Linked DNA regions of Mus musculus: region 2 is linked to region 1. A link is a loop called in an ENCODE intact Hi-C map of the cell type or tissue named here. Cell type or tissue: gastrocnemius. All regions are shown on one strand.

Region 1 (8,000 bases):
GGTAGCAGCATTGGGGGACAGTTCTGCACATGCGAATGTGTACTTATGCATCTGAGTCTAAGAGCCCAAGTGGCCCTCAGCAGTGTGGCTGTTCCAAAGCCAAGAAACTAATGGCAGCTCCAAGGTTGGAAGAAGCTCACACAGGGCCAGGACCATGCTGAAAGCAGTGGCTGCCTCAGTCAGTGGGAAAGATGAGCAAGCAGGACCATGGTCTGTGAAATTTAGTGGGCATCGTATTTTCTGAGTAAAACCTGATCCTCTCTGTGGGCTAAAGACTTTAGGAACTACATTGGAATTACAAGGTAGGGTATGTGTCCATGGAGCTCGTGTTCTGAGAGAATGTGAGGCAAGCCCAGGCAAGGGGAAGGGGTTGAGACTGCTCCAATCAAGGTTCCAGCCAGATGGCAACAATAGCTGTCTTTTCTGCAGAGGAGAGGATAACAGGGAGAACCTCAGAGGAGGCTCTGCCCTGAAGTGAGAGCAGGCAGTGAGTGGGCACACACTCTCACTTTATGCCTGGAGGGCTGGGCCAGTGCGGGTGCTCAGAGGCAGGCAGACAGAGCAGGGAACCCGGACCTTGTCTGGGAACAAACAGGACACTGGTGACCTACCCCATGAGGTGCAGCGCAGACCCGACACACCAAAGATTTCAATAGCTGCTGTGAGGAAACCCAGAAAGAAATTCAGCAGTTTAGCACTTGGGTTTATCCCACTGCAGGAATGAGATCGAGCCAAGAGGTGTTGGCTTTCTACTTCCTGTTCAGAGCTCAGGTCGGATTCTTTGCCTAGCCCACATGTGAAGATCATCTGAGACACAGGAAAAGGGGCTGTAGGCAGGTTAGGGCACTGCACAGAGGTCCTACCAGACTGAAGCACAGGCCTCTCTAATCACTTCCCTGTGCTCATGTAGCTTCATGACTGATGGGAATCCAGTCCACCCTTTCTCTTAGTGATGTTCAAGTCGGTGCGTTTGCGAAGAAGTACAGTTTAAAGCTAAAGGCATTCCGCTTATCCTCTTCTGTAACTGCATCATGTCTTGTGACAGCTTCTGGTCTGTCACCTCCTGATTGGAGTTAGAGGAGCCTGCATAGGGGACATGTATTTATGTCCGTGTTCTCTGTGCCTCATGTCCCTTATGTTGTTAGAAAGAGTGCACATCTACATATAGATGTGCTATTTACTGGGCTCATTTGTTCAGAGTATTTTATTCTCATTAACATGCATTTTGAATACCTGCTCTCGTTCTGGTTTTTAGGAAATATATGAAGAATCAACCTCATCTTGGAAAAGAAACAAAGAGTGCTTCTGGGCAGCTGGTGACTAGTCAAGTGTGGTGCGCTAAGTCTAAAATTTGATAATCTCATAGCTAACACAAACGGAGAATAGCCAAGTGCATGAGTGTGTGGGATGAGGGGCTGCCTAGGACTTAAAGATGGGGAGAAAGGGCTTGACTTAAACCTGTGATAAGATGTCTGCAATAGACTCAGCCTTCTGTGACTAACTCCTAACTAACCAGCTCGCAGTGCGCTGCAGCCTTCCTTTTACCTTCAGCTGTCTCAGGAAGACCTTGCTGTCCCAGAGTGTACTGAGAGCATCACTATCAGGCATGTGTTACCAAAAAACTGGCAGAATCAGAAACTCATTTACATAATGTAAAAGTGAATCTAAATAAATCATGATTTAAACAGTCTAAAAATAGATCCTGTCTCCTTTTTAGTCAATGATAATAACCTAAGGGATTAGTTGTCAATATTCTCATCACTGTACAAATTAGCATAAAATTGTTATAAAACTAACTAGCAACAAGGTGGTTTATGTTAAAATGATGTATGTTTAAAAGTTGGCCCACAATTGCTTGAGGAGATTGTGCAGTTATTTGTTAAAGTAGTTTAGATAGTTTTCATAATGTTTATGTAACAATAGCCTGTGTGAAGTTAAGACTAAACAAATTAAATTTTCTGCAAGATATTTATACTAAGCATCCAGTTTTTGATTGGTGAATTTATCATGGCAGGTTTGAATATACAAATCTCGTACACTTTGTGTTTCCAGCTTTATTGACATATATTTGACAAGTGAAATACACTTAGGTTCTATAATGTGGTGTCGTGATGCTTGTGTTGTGGTGAGATCGTCACAACCCAGACGATTAACATGTCCATCACCTCAGACAGGTTCACTGGGAAGACTGAAGGTACATTCTAAGCTCAGAAAGAACTAAAATACTAGCAGGGCTAGAGAGATGGCTCAGCAGTTAAGAGCACTGGCTGCTCTTCCAGAGGACCCAGGTTCAATTCCCAGCACTCACTTGGCAGATCACACTAGTCTGTAAGTCCAGTTCCAGGGTTGCTGAGGCATTTATATATATATAATAAATATATAATATCAAAATATGTGATAAATTGTGTGAATATATATACACATACACACACACATATTCATTGTCATAGAATTATCCTTGCTCACAATGAGAATAAAAACTACTTTTAAACACTTAGATTGAAAGGATTTTCTCTTGTTTTGAAAGGTTATTCCTGTGATATCCAGGAAAAACACATTTTTACCTAATTAGCGCATATATTCAAGGACTGTTTTCAGACTGCCTATGCTCTGACAACCCTGCCCTCCACCTTTACTGTCATGGGAAGATCATCTGTCCTGAGTGGCTGTGAGTGACAGGACAGTTGTGCAGCTTCAGGAATCTCCTGGTTACTTGTCTGTGTTCTTGGTTCATCCCTAGGGGTTGGGTACATAGGACACTGAGAAGGAAGAAAGAGCCCTATTCCCCTCCCGTAGTGATCGATGGCCATCTGTCTGCCTCAGCCTTCTCTCAGTCTAGAACCTTCCTGATCTTCCTCCGAGCCTTGCTCTTTATGTGGGGGATCAAGGGCTTCGGGGTAGAGTCACTTCCTCTACACCTGAAAACAGATAAAGTTAGTAGACCTGTGTATATTATTAGGACTTCACAGCTGTGGCATTGATATGTTGCTTTTAATGTTCACATAAGGTACTTTTAATTTTTAAGCTACCTCTACTAGAACTGGGAATGGTAGTGCATGCCTTTAGTATTAGCATTAGAGATGATCTCAGAGTGTGAAGCCATCATAGTCTACATAGCTAGTCCCAGAACAACAGGGTTACACAGAGAAACCCTGTCTCAAAACAAAACAAAACAAAACAAAACAAAGACAAACCAATCAACAACAAACAGATTGTCCTATTCAAATGTTCTTTAAAAGGACCTTATTGAAGATCATGTTTTTAAAGAACATAGAGCAGTTAGAAATGGTTTTAAAGAATTGTTCTATCATTAAGTAGGCTTTATACAGTGTGGGACCCAGCCTGTGCTTTTAAGTCTCTGGCACGCAGATGTAGGATGTGACCTGAGACGTGCTGGAAGAACCGGAATAGAACCTCGTTGAAAGTTTGCAGGGCCCAGCACTGGAATCCAACAGATGATCCACTATTCCTTACCGTAGCAGGAGTGGCAGAGCGAACTGGTTCCTGAGAGATGAAGGGGCTGACGTCATCCTGACACGCAGTAGTTGCCAGTTTGCTCTTAAAGCAGGTAGAGGAATAGTTTTAAAAAGGAGCAGCGTCTTTTACAGATTGCTCCCTTTGGACTGTGGCTGTGGTTCTGAGGAGACTTCCCGCAGGAAACACGACCATCGTGAGCTCATGTGTATGCTCATGTGTATGCTCCAGATGCCTTGAGTGGTAGAGAATGGACAGGCTCTTGTCTGCACACGAGACAGTAGCAGATGTCCACTCATTGACGGCATCTAGAGCCTCTAGATTTTTATCCTTTGAGTAAGGTCATGCAAGGTCACAATATGGCTTCAGAATGTTTTGAGAGAAGTGGTTACAGAGCCGTCATTTGGGTCCTGGTTTTGACAGTTTGAGTGTGAATGCCTGGGCTAACAGGATGTCTGGGTGAGGCTTGAATCTCGTTTCTTTACTCCCCCTTCATAGTCCAGGCCTCGTGGATTACAGGCATCACCTAATGGCCACGCTGCCTCTGCCTCTACCACTTCCAGCCTAACACATCTTCCTAGTGAGAGCTTCTCACAGGTACTGGGACCCCAGGTCCCAGAGTTACCTCTGCGATCCAACAGAGTAGCCTTCCTCCCAGCTCCCATTCTGCTCCAGGCTTGCTGCTTTGCTGAGGCTGGTGTGGGCAGGCTACACCTACCTTTCCTAGGTTAGTCTTCCCTCTGAGATGTATGTGCCCTGCTTCTCTTTCTTCTAGTCTCTGAATGTTATCTCTAAAGAGAGCCTTCACAGACTGCCCTGCATGAAAGTGGAATCCCGTCCATCTCCTCTGTCTCATATTTGCTACGGTACCTAATGCTACCTGAAGTACTGCATGCAGTAGCTTATCACCTCCGTTAGCCTCAGCTGCACGAGGTTCACCAAGGTGCCTAACCAGTGCATGAGGTTATAGTATGTTCTCAAATACTTACCGAATGAATACTTGTGCTGTTGGCTTCACATACTGTGTCTCAAATGGAACACACTTGACATGGAAGTGGTACCACATACAGATGTGAACCAGCATCTGATTAAATTTAATTGGGCAAGCAATTCTAGACTACTGTGTGTTGTAATTAGTTGGATCATCCAACAGAGGGCAGTAGATGCAGGGCTATAATTGTGACTGACTTAAATCCTGTATTGACTTGAATCAAAAAGTTTAGTTTATTGTAGCCATTCTATAAGGCTGGAGTGGTCTTTAAGTGAGACCTAATGTCTGATCTTTAATTGCTATCTTATTAAAAAATGAAAAGTTACAATAGCACCCTATTAGGGAGAGACTGTTAAGGAATAATAATAATAATAATAGCACCCTAATAGGGAGAGACTGTTAAGGAAGTGTTTATACTTTTTAATACTAATATAGAATTAATAAATATATAAAATAATAAATAAATATATAATATATAATATGTTATATAATTATTTATATAAAATTATATAATATAATATAGAATTAATTAATTAATTATATAATATAATATAGAATTAATAATAAAAATAGTAATAATAAAATAATAATAAAAATAATAAAAAGTGTTTATAATTTTTAATACTAATATGGAATTAATTTATAATTAATTAATTTAATACTAATATAGAATTAATAAGAGGAGTCACTTACCTTTTACACATGAATAAATATAAAATTATACAGCGACCTGTCTGGGACAGATGATGGCTTTGATAAGGTTTAAATACCAGCATTGAGAAGCAGACCACCCTGACCAACTAACTGTTTGCAATTGACATCTGTTGGGACATTAATGGACATTAATGGAGTGTCACTCAGTTTATCAACCACCCTCCAGGGCAGACCCTGTGGTGGTCAACACAGTGGATTCCATGCTTTTTTGTGCTACTTTTGTTTGTTTTATTTTATTTTATTTTATTTTATTTTTGAGAGAGAGAGATAGAAAAACACAGATAAGTAGGGAGGTGAGGAGAATCTGGGAAGAGTTGAGTAAGGGGAAAGAATATCTTGAAAATACTTTGTATGCAACTTTTTAAATACCAGAAAACTAAAACCAAAACAACCTTTTTCTTCCCTCCAACATTGTATCTTAAACACAGTTTCAGTGTTTGGTTTGGTTTTGTTTGGTTCAGGTAGAAGGCCACATGAAAGAATGCCTGATACCTAATTGGGAGCTATTTTATCATTGAGAGGAGGGGCAACACCCTCAAACTTTTCCTGAATTTTGCAGCAGTCTGCCATGCACACAGTGATGGCAGTCTGTAACTGTGTCCAGCTTTAATCTGCAGTGTGCTCATTTCAGTGTGTTGAAGTTTTGAAGCACTTAAGCCCCTCCCCCACTTAATATTCAAATGTTTTAATTGTGCTTTGCAGGTTGCAGCACATCAGGTGCTTTCATTTTCTGTGAGAACAGAAACTTAGGCAGCTGACAGCTCGAGTTGCCTAGAATTAAACTTTGAATGTGTGCTGAAGCGAAAGCAGTCCCTAAGACGTACTGATATGTGTAGTGTTGCAGTAAGAACCCAAGGAGAGAGCAGCGTACTGTCAAAACACTTTTAATGATACTTAACAACAGGGTATGAAAAGGATGATTTACAGTTAAATAAAACGTTTCTGTCTGGCTCTTGGGCTTTTCTTTATGTCAATTACTACAGTTTGATTGTTTTTAAGAAGTCAGATAAATTCACTAAGTTGATACACAAGGAAATACATCCATCTTATATACTTTTGGTGGAGAGAAAAATGACAAGACACATTTAATTAAAACCAGCAAATATTACATCTTACCAGGAGTACTTATCAGTTGAGAAATAGGACAGTTTCCTCTTTAAAAAATAGACAATTCTAATACAGCTGTGCAATATATACATTTACGTCTCGGCTTCCTTTGCCAAAATCAAGTACAAACAATACAATCTATATATTTACACAATGGCTATGTCTTTATACTTTAAAGTAGTAAATATTGTACTTCCAACTTTCCCCCCATGTTTATCTTTTGCCTCTGGATGTTTTTCCTGCTGATGGCTCCGCCCTTCCTGAAAGTACATGAAGGGTGAGTCCCTTTTGTGTGTAGAGTTGTTCTCTGTGTGCATGGAGATAGATGAGGGAGCTCAGCTGAGAATCCTGCCTTCTGTTCAATGAAATCTTAGTGAGATTTTCACATGTCGGGTTCAGCTATGTATCAGGAATAATCACTGAGGTGACTAGAGTAAATTGGCCTAGTTGTCTTTATTCTTCACAGTTAAAGAGGCAAGTTTCACTGTCGTGTAAAAATAACACTGCTAACTAGAAAGGCATCTGCCCAGTTAGACGGTCATAGCTTGCTGCTACAATGAGTGCTGTGTGACTTTTAAGTGAGTCCCATTTCTTTATTAGACTGTGTCACTGTGTTGCTGTCGTGTGGTGGCCATGCAAGAAGCCACTCAGGTTCTTAAGATCACATTTTGTGATCTACCATTTATGAGATGTATATTTTACCCTGACAACTTTGAGTCCTATAAAGCAAAGCTGTGGTTGAATGGACCACATAATTTCCTCTCAAATACAATCTACCTGACCCCCAATAATTTCTTAGAAACATCTTTGCTTAAAATTCCTTGAAAAATACAGGAGTCATTTAGTAAGACCTGGGGATATTTGTTATTGTCAAAATCATGGGAGAAGGAGTCAGTAGAGGCCAGGGATGGCTGCTTAAAACCTTGCAAGGTGTGAGGTAGCCCTTTCTCTCCTAAAACTGTCTGCTTCAAAATGGCAATACTACAATACTGCTAAGCTCAAAGCGCTGAGGGTGGGTTGAGAAATGGCTGACAGGACTGTGTCTGAGTCTTAGTTGTAACCAGGCTAACACACACACACACACACACACACACATACACACGAGTGTGCAATAAATTAACATGCTGTGTGAAATATTCTCTAGCAACCTAATGACTGGTTTCTGCACCCTTTAAAATTTTGGTTAGAATGACACAGCCGTTAAAAGAATCTGGATCACGTAACTAAAAGAGTACCAAGCTGTTTTTGCTGTACCTCTCTGACATTTACAGCTAATATTTTTTTTCCTTGTTTATTTGGCTTTATCAAGGCTGGAGTGAGCCATTAAGTGGTCCAAGTAGCTCTGGACTGCCACCCAGGGGCTTGGCACGAAGGCAGTCAGAGCCATCCATCCACACGTGGACAAGTTGTTTTTTTCTCTGACATCTCTAGGTCTTATTTTTGGAGGATGTAGAAATTCTTAAGGGTGGCTTTTAAGATTGAGTCACTGGCTAGCCCTAACCCTGACTTCCTCTTTCATAAGGAGAACAATGAAGTTCCTAGAGACCAGGCCAAAGCTTTTTGCATAAAGTGTGTGACAAAGTGAGTTTTACAGCTGTCCCTGAACCCCCCTGTTCCCACTCTCTTCTAGAGAATGTCTAGTCTGGGAAATGAGGGGCAAACGGTAGGAAAGGACCACTCCTCCCTGGAGTGAGTCTGTTTACATCACAAGGCC
Region 2 (8,000 bases), 100 kb after region 1:
GTTTGAAGTAAGAGTGTGGATTGATAACGCAGATTACTGCTTTAGGAAGGTAGCAATAACAGGGTCCCTTCAGCAAAATCTTTCTGGCATATGCAATAATGTCTGGGTTTGGTGGCTGATTATGGGACAGATCCCTGGGTGGTGTAGTCTCTGGATACTCCATCCTTTCGTCTTAGCTCCAAACTTTGTCTCTGTAACTCCTTTCATGGGTATTTTGTTCCCTATTCTAAGGAGGAATGAAGTATCCACCCATTGCTCTTCCTTCTTCTTGATTTTCTTGTGTTTTGAAAATTGTATCTTGGGTGTTCTATGTTTCTGGGCTAATATCCACTTATTAGTGAGGGCATATCTAATGACTTCTTTTGTGATTGGGTTACCTCACTCAGGATGATGCCCTCCAGATACATCCACTTGCCCAAGAATTTCATAAATTCATTGTTTTTAATAGCTGACTAGTACTCCATTGTGTAAATGTACCACATTTTCTGTATCCATTCTTCTGTTGAGGGACATATGGGTTCTTTCCAGCTTCTGGCTATTATAAATAAGGCTGCTACGAACAAGTGGATGCTAACTGTCATCTATAGGATGGAACACAGAGCCCCCAATGGAGAAGCTAGAGAAAGCACCCAAGGAGCTGAAGGGGTCTGCAACCCTATAGGTGGAACAACAATATGAACTAACCAGAACCTCCAGAGCTCGTGTCTCTAGCTGCATATGTAGCAGAAGATGGCCTAGTCGGCCATTGCTGGGAAGAGAGGTCCCTTGGTATTGCAAACTTTATATGCCCCAGTACAGGGGAATGCCAGGGCCAAAAAGTGGGAGTGAGTGTGTATGGGAGCAGGGCAGAGGGAGGGTATAGGGAAATTTCGGGATAGCATTTGAAATGTATATAAAGAAAATATCTAATAAATAAATAAATAAATAAATAAATAAATAATAAAAAGAAAGGTAGCAATAAGAACAATCAACTAGAAAGACAAGAAACAAAATGGGAAGGCCAGGTTCAAAGTTACAGGTGTTCTGATAGGAGAGAATGAGGGATTGACCTGGGTGGTGGCAGACGTTGCATAGATGGGTAGGAAAAACTGGCAGAACCGTAAGTGTGAGGGTGAGACTGAAAACTTGGACAGAACTTTGCCAACACTATTTATTAATTAATAGGTAGACAAGGAGCCTCTGAGATGGAGAGATGGCAAAGAGGAGAGAGAAAGAGAACACAAACCAGGGGAGTGGGGTTTTATAAAGGAAAGCAAAAGTCAAAAGGAAGACATTTACCACGAGCGGAATCTACTGATTAGTTTACAGATGAAGGAGGCTATTACGAGGAAGAGGGTCGACCTCTCAGAGGGCAGTTAAGAAGCTCTGATTGAGAATCCTCATGGAGAATTCCTTGGCCCATGAGCCAGCTGGAGAGTGTGTGACTCCATCCATGTTAAGGGTACAGTTGGTTTCTTCTCTGTATGTGCACTTAACTTACATATTTCCTAGGTGTCACATGATCTCTGTTCTCCACCCTTGGCCTGCCCGTGAACAATGAAAAGGGATATGTATGGAACAAAACTGAGTGCTTGTTCCTCTTATCCACTCGTGAGGGGATTATGGGAAAAAGAGATTTGAATCTAAGTGCTAAAATAAGATCCAAAATGAGTTTGCGTCTAGTGTTGTCTGCCCGTGTGCTGTGGAGAATGTAAGGTGTAGAGACACACATTTATGCTTGCCTTTACATTTTAACTTCTGTATATATTTGCATCACAATTGTGCATGTCTGTGATCTATAAATAATAATAAGTGTGTCTGTTTAGTGCTATGTTCAAAATGTTCATATAGGGAGGATAAAATGAAAGTTTAAAGTACCAGGGACCTAGAACTTTCAGCTGCATCTCAACCTTAGATACCCAAAATATCCAAAATTATGTTGCCCACTTATGAATCTCCACTGCTCTCTTAAATGGCAAAACTTGATTGTATGATTTTATTTAATTAGATGATTAAAATAAAGAGAAAATGTGGTCCTTAGATATACAAACAACTGAACCAGAAAGAGAGAAATAAACACGTGGAGTCATTTTATACAGGTGTCATATAAATCCTGTCTGCTTTCTGACATTGAATCATCCCAATTAACTAACTGCAGAAGAAAACTGGGTACCTGACTTCATGCCTTTCGGCAACACATTCCACCCAGGTCCTTCTCAAGGGCTCCTCCCAGAACAAGCCTCAACATTTCAAAGATCAGAAAATGGTGCTGTGCTTCGATGGCTCCTTTTAATAATACCGACAATTAAAAAGAGATGAAAAGCCAGGGTTTGGGTTTCTAGTTCCTCTTAGGAGAGAGAGAGTTCCAGAGTCTGAAGGTCAGAATCCAATCCAACTGTCTTAAACCCCTAGATTAGACCCGATGGCCCCTCAGATCAACTGTGTTTCTCTAGGGCAGAACATGTGTGAGGCATGGGGGCACAGGTTAGCGTCCCAACAATTAGCAGTGCTCTGTGTCTGCGACAGAATCGGGATAGGGACATATTTCTCTCTTCTCCAACAGACAAAAAATTCCACAAGGCGAACCTGGACTAGTTTTCCTCAACCTTAAAGAAAGATGAACCTCAGAGAAGCACAGATTAAGGAATGCTTTCTGCTGGGGCGTGGTGGCGCACACCTTTAATCCCAGCACTTGGGGGGCAAAGGCAGGCGGATTTCTGAGTTCGAGGCCAGCCTGGTCTACAAAGTGAGTTCCAGGACAACCAGGGCTAGACAGAGAAACCCTGTCTAGAAAAAAAAAAAAAAAAAAAAGGAATACTTTCCTTCTTTGTAAAAATTAAGTGACATCCAGTGACCACTTTGCTATTTTGTTAGCTGTTTAATGCAATCCCCCCCACACACACACCGTCCCCTCCCATCTCCCCTCAACTACCTTAAAATCCTTCATCTTGGGCATGACCAGGCTGTGGATAAAGGTGGAGAGAAAGTTCTCCTGAGCCTCTCAGCAGCCTGCCTTCCCCACTCTCCTTCCTTACTTAATGCAAAGGAAGTCAGGTCAGGCAGCCTGGCACCAGTCTCAGCTAATCCCCTTGCCTTGTGGATCAAGAGAGTGGAGAGAACCAGCCTAAATTTACTTTCTTTGAAGGACATTACAACAATAAAAGGAAGGCAGGAGGGAAGGAAGAGTGCCCCCTCTGCCTAGTTGATTGGCTTTTCTTCCTCCTATGGAAAGAAACACCAGTGCTCCTTCCTGAAATAAGAATAGGGGGCATTGTGCGCGCGGGGTGAAAAATACACATCAAAGTTTCCTGCAAAGCCACCCTTTGAGAGCTGCATGCTGCAGCCCAGAGCTGGATCCCCGGTTCCTGGTTCAGAGCTAGTTCAGCACCTGCTGGGGATCCGCGGGAAGCTGGGAGGCTGGATGCGTGGTCTGCTGGCCACCCACAAACGCTCCAAATCTGTGGGTGTGAGAACATCTCTAAACCCAAACCTCTTAGAAAGATGACTTTGAAGGATGCTTGATCGGGTGAAACACGTCTTAATGAGGATGTGGGGTGTGTGTGTGTGTGTGTGTGTGTGTGTGTGTGTGTGTGTGTGTCTGTGTGTCTGTGTCTGTCTGTCTGTCCTGTTTGTTCAAGTGGCTCCACGAAGCCTGGATCCCGAGTCCACATAGATGCAGAGCAGACATCGCCAGCTCCAGAGCAGCACTCGATCCCTCCCTGGTCTTCTAGGACCAAAGCGGGTCTCTCCAGCCTCGGACGCGGACGCGCAGTGGAGTTCAGACTTACCTTGAACTAGCATTAGCAGCCGCAGCAGGAGCGCGCCCCCTGCCTGTCCCGGTCCCATCTTGGGTCTGCGCTGGGGAATCTAAAGTGCTCTGGGGGTGCACACAGTATCCTCGATCCAGGGCTCCCAGAGGCTAGACTTTCCAGAAACTGTACGGAGGAGTTCTCTCCAGCCTGAATGAGAGCAAGGAAAAGTTGCTTGCAGCTTCTGAGCTAGGAACCGCCCCTGCCTGCCCCTCCAGCCTGGGCAAACTCCGGATCTGTCCTGCCACGCCCCACGGAGCCCAGCCCCTCAGCGTCTGTGGCTCCTCCAGCGCTCTGAAAAAGGAGTCAAGATCCATGGACGCCCACGGAGCCCTCGGCATCTTACAGACAGTGCGGACGCGACTCCAGCCCGGTGGCTTTTTCCTACCTGTACCAAACTGTTCTAGCTCACCAGACCCAAGAGCTCAGGATCCACCCACAACCAACATCTCTTCGTCCTCTGTCCACAGGAAACTAACTCCTAGGCAGTTCCCTCCACCCCCCAACGCAGTTGTATCAAGCCATAGCCCTCAATAACTCAGAAGAAGAGCCAGGGGACCTGAACAGTGTGTGCCCTTCTCTGCTTTTCCTGAGTGGGTGGAGAAAGGGACAGAAATAAGCTCGGAATGACCAGGTTCGACACTAAGTCATCAGAAAGAGCTGCTCTCAAGCTATGATTATCCCTGAGGTACTATTTTTGCACCACAGAGGGGTGTGAGGGAGAGAGAGGGGGGTGGGGATTGTTCATTTCTGAGACGATGAGGAGTTGGATCACTGAGTTTACCTGATTTATTTCAGGACAGGTGAGAAGAGTTGACAGGGGCTCAAATGCAGTGGGTCTCAACCTTTCTAGTGCCGCGACCCTTCAACACAGTTCTTTATGTTGTGGTGACCTCAACATTATTATCGTTTAAAATTATTATCGTTGCTACTTCTCTGATTCTGAATTGTTATGTAACATCTGTGTTTCCCAATATCTTAGGGTACACCGATGGAAGGGGGGTCGCAACCCACGGGTTGAGAATCTCTCCTCCTGAGCTCGTGCCTTGCCATTTCCCAAACTTTCCGATTCTGGAAAGACAGCATTCATCTGGGTCTTTCACTTTTGAATCCAAGAAATAGAACATGCACTTTTAATCGTCTTTAAACCCAATATCCGTAGAAGCTCAGCCGCAGGTTCCTGCCCATTGATGAGGCTAGAATTATTCCAGTGCCTACTTTCTGAAGCACTCAAAAGGTTTTGTAAAATAAAGAATTGCTTGTCTAATGGCTATTGCTCATTCAAAATCTCTTGGGAGCAGGCCTCTGAGCAAGAAGGGACTCCCCAGGTCCATAGAGCAAGCGAGCAACTTCCAGGTGGGACAGACGTAGCCACTTGGGAAAAGCCAAACGCTTTAAACCTATTTATAAAACGGTAGGTAGAACTGGAACCTCTACTTCTTTGTGTGTGTGCATATGTGTGCAGGTTTATGTGTGCTGATGTGTGTGTTTGTGTAGACACACATGTATGCCCGCCAGGGGACAAACCTAAGTGTTATTCCCTACAACCATCCACCTTTTGTGTTGCGATAGTCTATCACCGGATTGGATCTTGCCAAATAGGCTAGACTGGATGACCAGCTAGACTCATGACGGTACCAAGTTGGAGCTCACCGGCCGCTAGAACTTATGATTAATGTCCTATATTCAGCACCCTCGAACCTCATAGCCCCCAGGCTGCCTCACTCACCCACTATTTCTTTACTTATACACCCTAAAAGACACTTCTGACCTTCGGTGCTCTGAGTGCTTAGTAAGACCAGAGAGCTCTGAGGTGACTGCTCACTAACCCTGACACACAGCCGGGCAGCTCAGACTCCTGGTAGGAAGCCTGCCAGGTTTCAAGGAGATGACTATCTGCCTGTTCCCTTCTGACTCACTGAAATGTGAGTTCTGTTTGCAGCAGACTCTTGTTTGGGAAGCAGGGTGGCTCTTCGTAATGTGTTTTGACTGAGTTGGTGAGAAGGAAGCATATCTTTTGGGGGCGTGTTGCTCTTAGAACAGGATAAATGAGCACCATACTGCTATTGGACACAGGTCAGATAAGGGGCTGTAGAGTTTCTTTCAGAGCAGGCAAAAATGTTAGGAAACAAAGAGCAAATTTGTGGGTTACAATATTTAACTAGCATGAAGGAGCTGAAAGAAAATAATTTTGGCAGTCTTACCTAACACATACCTTGCCTGGGTTAGTTAGTTTGGAAACCACATCCCCGTCAGGAAATAGGCAAGGGCTGGGCTTTCCCACTGTAGCCTCAGGTCCTTTTTATGCCATTCAAACTATTAAAGAACTTTTAAAAATTACATTTACCATATAAAATATTAAAACAGAGAATTTTCAGATATTTGTGTATTAATTTTTAATACCAGAAACTATTACATATTTGCAGAAATGTCATATATTTAAGAAAATATTTTTTCATTGTAAATCAAAAGAATGGCATTGCTCTATATTTTTGTTAATTATTCTAATATCTGTCTTTTTAAAAAGACATGTTAATTCTCATATCTGGCTCAGCATGTGACCCTGTTGTTGCATGTCCTTTGAGTTAAATCATAAGGCTTAATGTATTGTAACACAGAACTATATAGTCTCTAAACCTGTGATGATTTTACATAATCCTCTAAAATTGTATAAAAATTTAATAAGCAGTATTTTCCCCCCAATGGTCCTTAGTTCTTGACTTCTTGCTAACTCATACACTATCACTTGGTTCCTGGTTTGTTGGAGCAGTTAAACAGAGAATGCTTGCCACAGTAACGTCTGTCAATGTGGACGGCCATAAAAACCCCAGCTCCACACTCATCAAAGGATGCTCTTGATAAAGGTGATCATGTTTGCCATTTTCGTCCATTCTCCAGCATTTCAGTTTACCCCTCTTTGTCTGCTGCTTATTCTTCCTAGGACTGGTGTAAGACTCAGGAAATCTCAGCACAGAATGCAGGGTGAGTTCCTTTTGAGTGCAGTCTGATGTACACCCATCTCCCAGCTGGTTACCAGCAAAGACCAGCCTTTGCTCATCAGGGGGGATCCCTTCCATATCCTGGATCTTGCCCTTTCCATATTGTGTAGTGTCAGAGACTTCAGTCTTGAGACCAACGATCTTCCCAGTAAAAGGTTTTGTGTGAAATCTTCATCTTGGCAGGGAGGTTCCATTGCGGATGGAGGATTAGAAAAAGGAAACTCAGTTTCTTTAAAACTAGTTAAGAAATCTGAACACACATCAAGGCCTCTTCATATTCTGCAGCATTGAAGTTCACTGGTCCCTTGCTTCCCTCCACGCTGATTACCATCACTCAATATTTGTCTTATGATGTCAGTGGCAAAGGCGACTGACCGCTCAGTATTATTGTGAACGTAATTTTGCCGTCACTGAGCACTTGGACGGGTCTTTGGATCTGAAACTGATGGTGGATGGAAGAGGCTTTCCTAGGTCTTCTCTTCTCTCAAAGCTGGACCAGAATTTGTTGGATGAGGGAGAGAGGAGCCAGAAGCAGTTCCCCATGTTCCTTTCTGACATCCTTTCTCTTCTAAGTCACCTTGCTTATTTCATACAATACAACCACCATTCTAGAAACCTCTCTCCTTCTCTTCCTCAGGGCTACCACTAGGACACCTTATTACCAAACCAGCTCTGTACACCCTGTGCCATGAGCCCTGTTGCTTGTAAGATTTCTTATCAGATGACAGTTTGAATCAATATGGCCCCCACAGGCTCATATATCTGAGTGCTTAGTCACCAGGGAGTGGAAACTGTCTGAGGTTAGAAGGATTAGGAGGTGTTGCCTTGTTGGTGTGGGAAGTGTGTCATTGGGGTAGGCTTTCAGGTTTCAAAAGTCAAGTGTTTCTCTCTGTGTGTCTGCTGCCTCTTCAGGATGTAGCTCTTGACTACTGCTCCAACACAATGTCTTCCTGTCTACCTGCCATCCTGCTCCAGACCACGACAGTAATGGACTAAACCGCTGAACTATAAACAAGCTCCCAATTAAATGTTTTATTTTCTAAGTTGCTGTGGTCATAGTATCTCTTCACCCCAACAGGACAATACCTAAGACAACAGTCTTCTCATAATTTCTGTACTTCCTCCATTTTTGTCTTCTCTCTGCACTTTATACTTGCCATTACAATTGTCTTTCAGAGATGTGAGCTTGCTTGTTATAAAACTTTGGATATGA

Evidence for each region. A loop is a pair of places that touch in the nucleus more often than their neighbours do. Peaks named below come from ENCODE experiments on the same cell type or tissue, not always from the same donor. Only the 100,000 strongest peaks of a DNase experiment are listed, where the experiment ranks them.
Region 2: a loop joins it to region 1, with 3 times the contacts of the local background. A loop is called at or near these places in 11 of 42 quality-filtered maps.

The regions. Positions count from the first base shown.
Region 1 is chr13:114,827,034-114,835,033 of GRCm38, forward strand. Mocs2 (molybdenum cofactor synthesis 2) reads left to right here. Exons shown (of 6, transcript NM_001113374.1): 6 at 1,256-2,387. The coding sequence ends at 1,324. Itga2 (integrin alpha 2) reads right to left here. Exons shown (of 30, transcript NM_008396.3): 30 at 6,048-8,000. Among named protein-coding and RNA genes, the nearest start is that of Mocs2, 13 kb to the left of the region's middle. In gastrocnemius, CTCF peaks have their summits at 4,626 (motif pointing right) and 7,656; no DNase peak of the experiment used is centred here; H3K27ac peaks cover 2,230 bases.
Region 2 is chr13:114,928,109-114,936,108 of GRCm38, forward strand. Itga2 (integrin alpha 2) reads right to left here and starts at 3,992. Exons shown (of 30, transcript NM_008396.3): 1 at 3,768-3,992. The coding sequence starts at 3,825. In gastrocnemius, a CTCF peak has its summit at 3,814; DNase peaks (open chromatin) are centred at 3,390, 3,781 and 3,988; H3K4me3 peaks cover 2,192 bases; H3K27ac peaks cover 1,218 bases.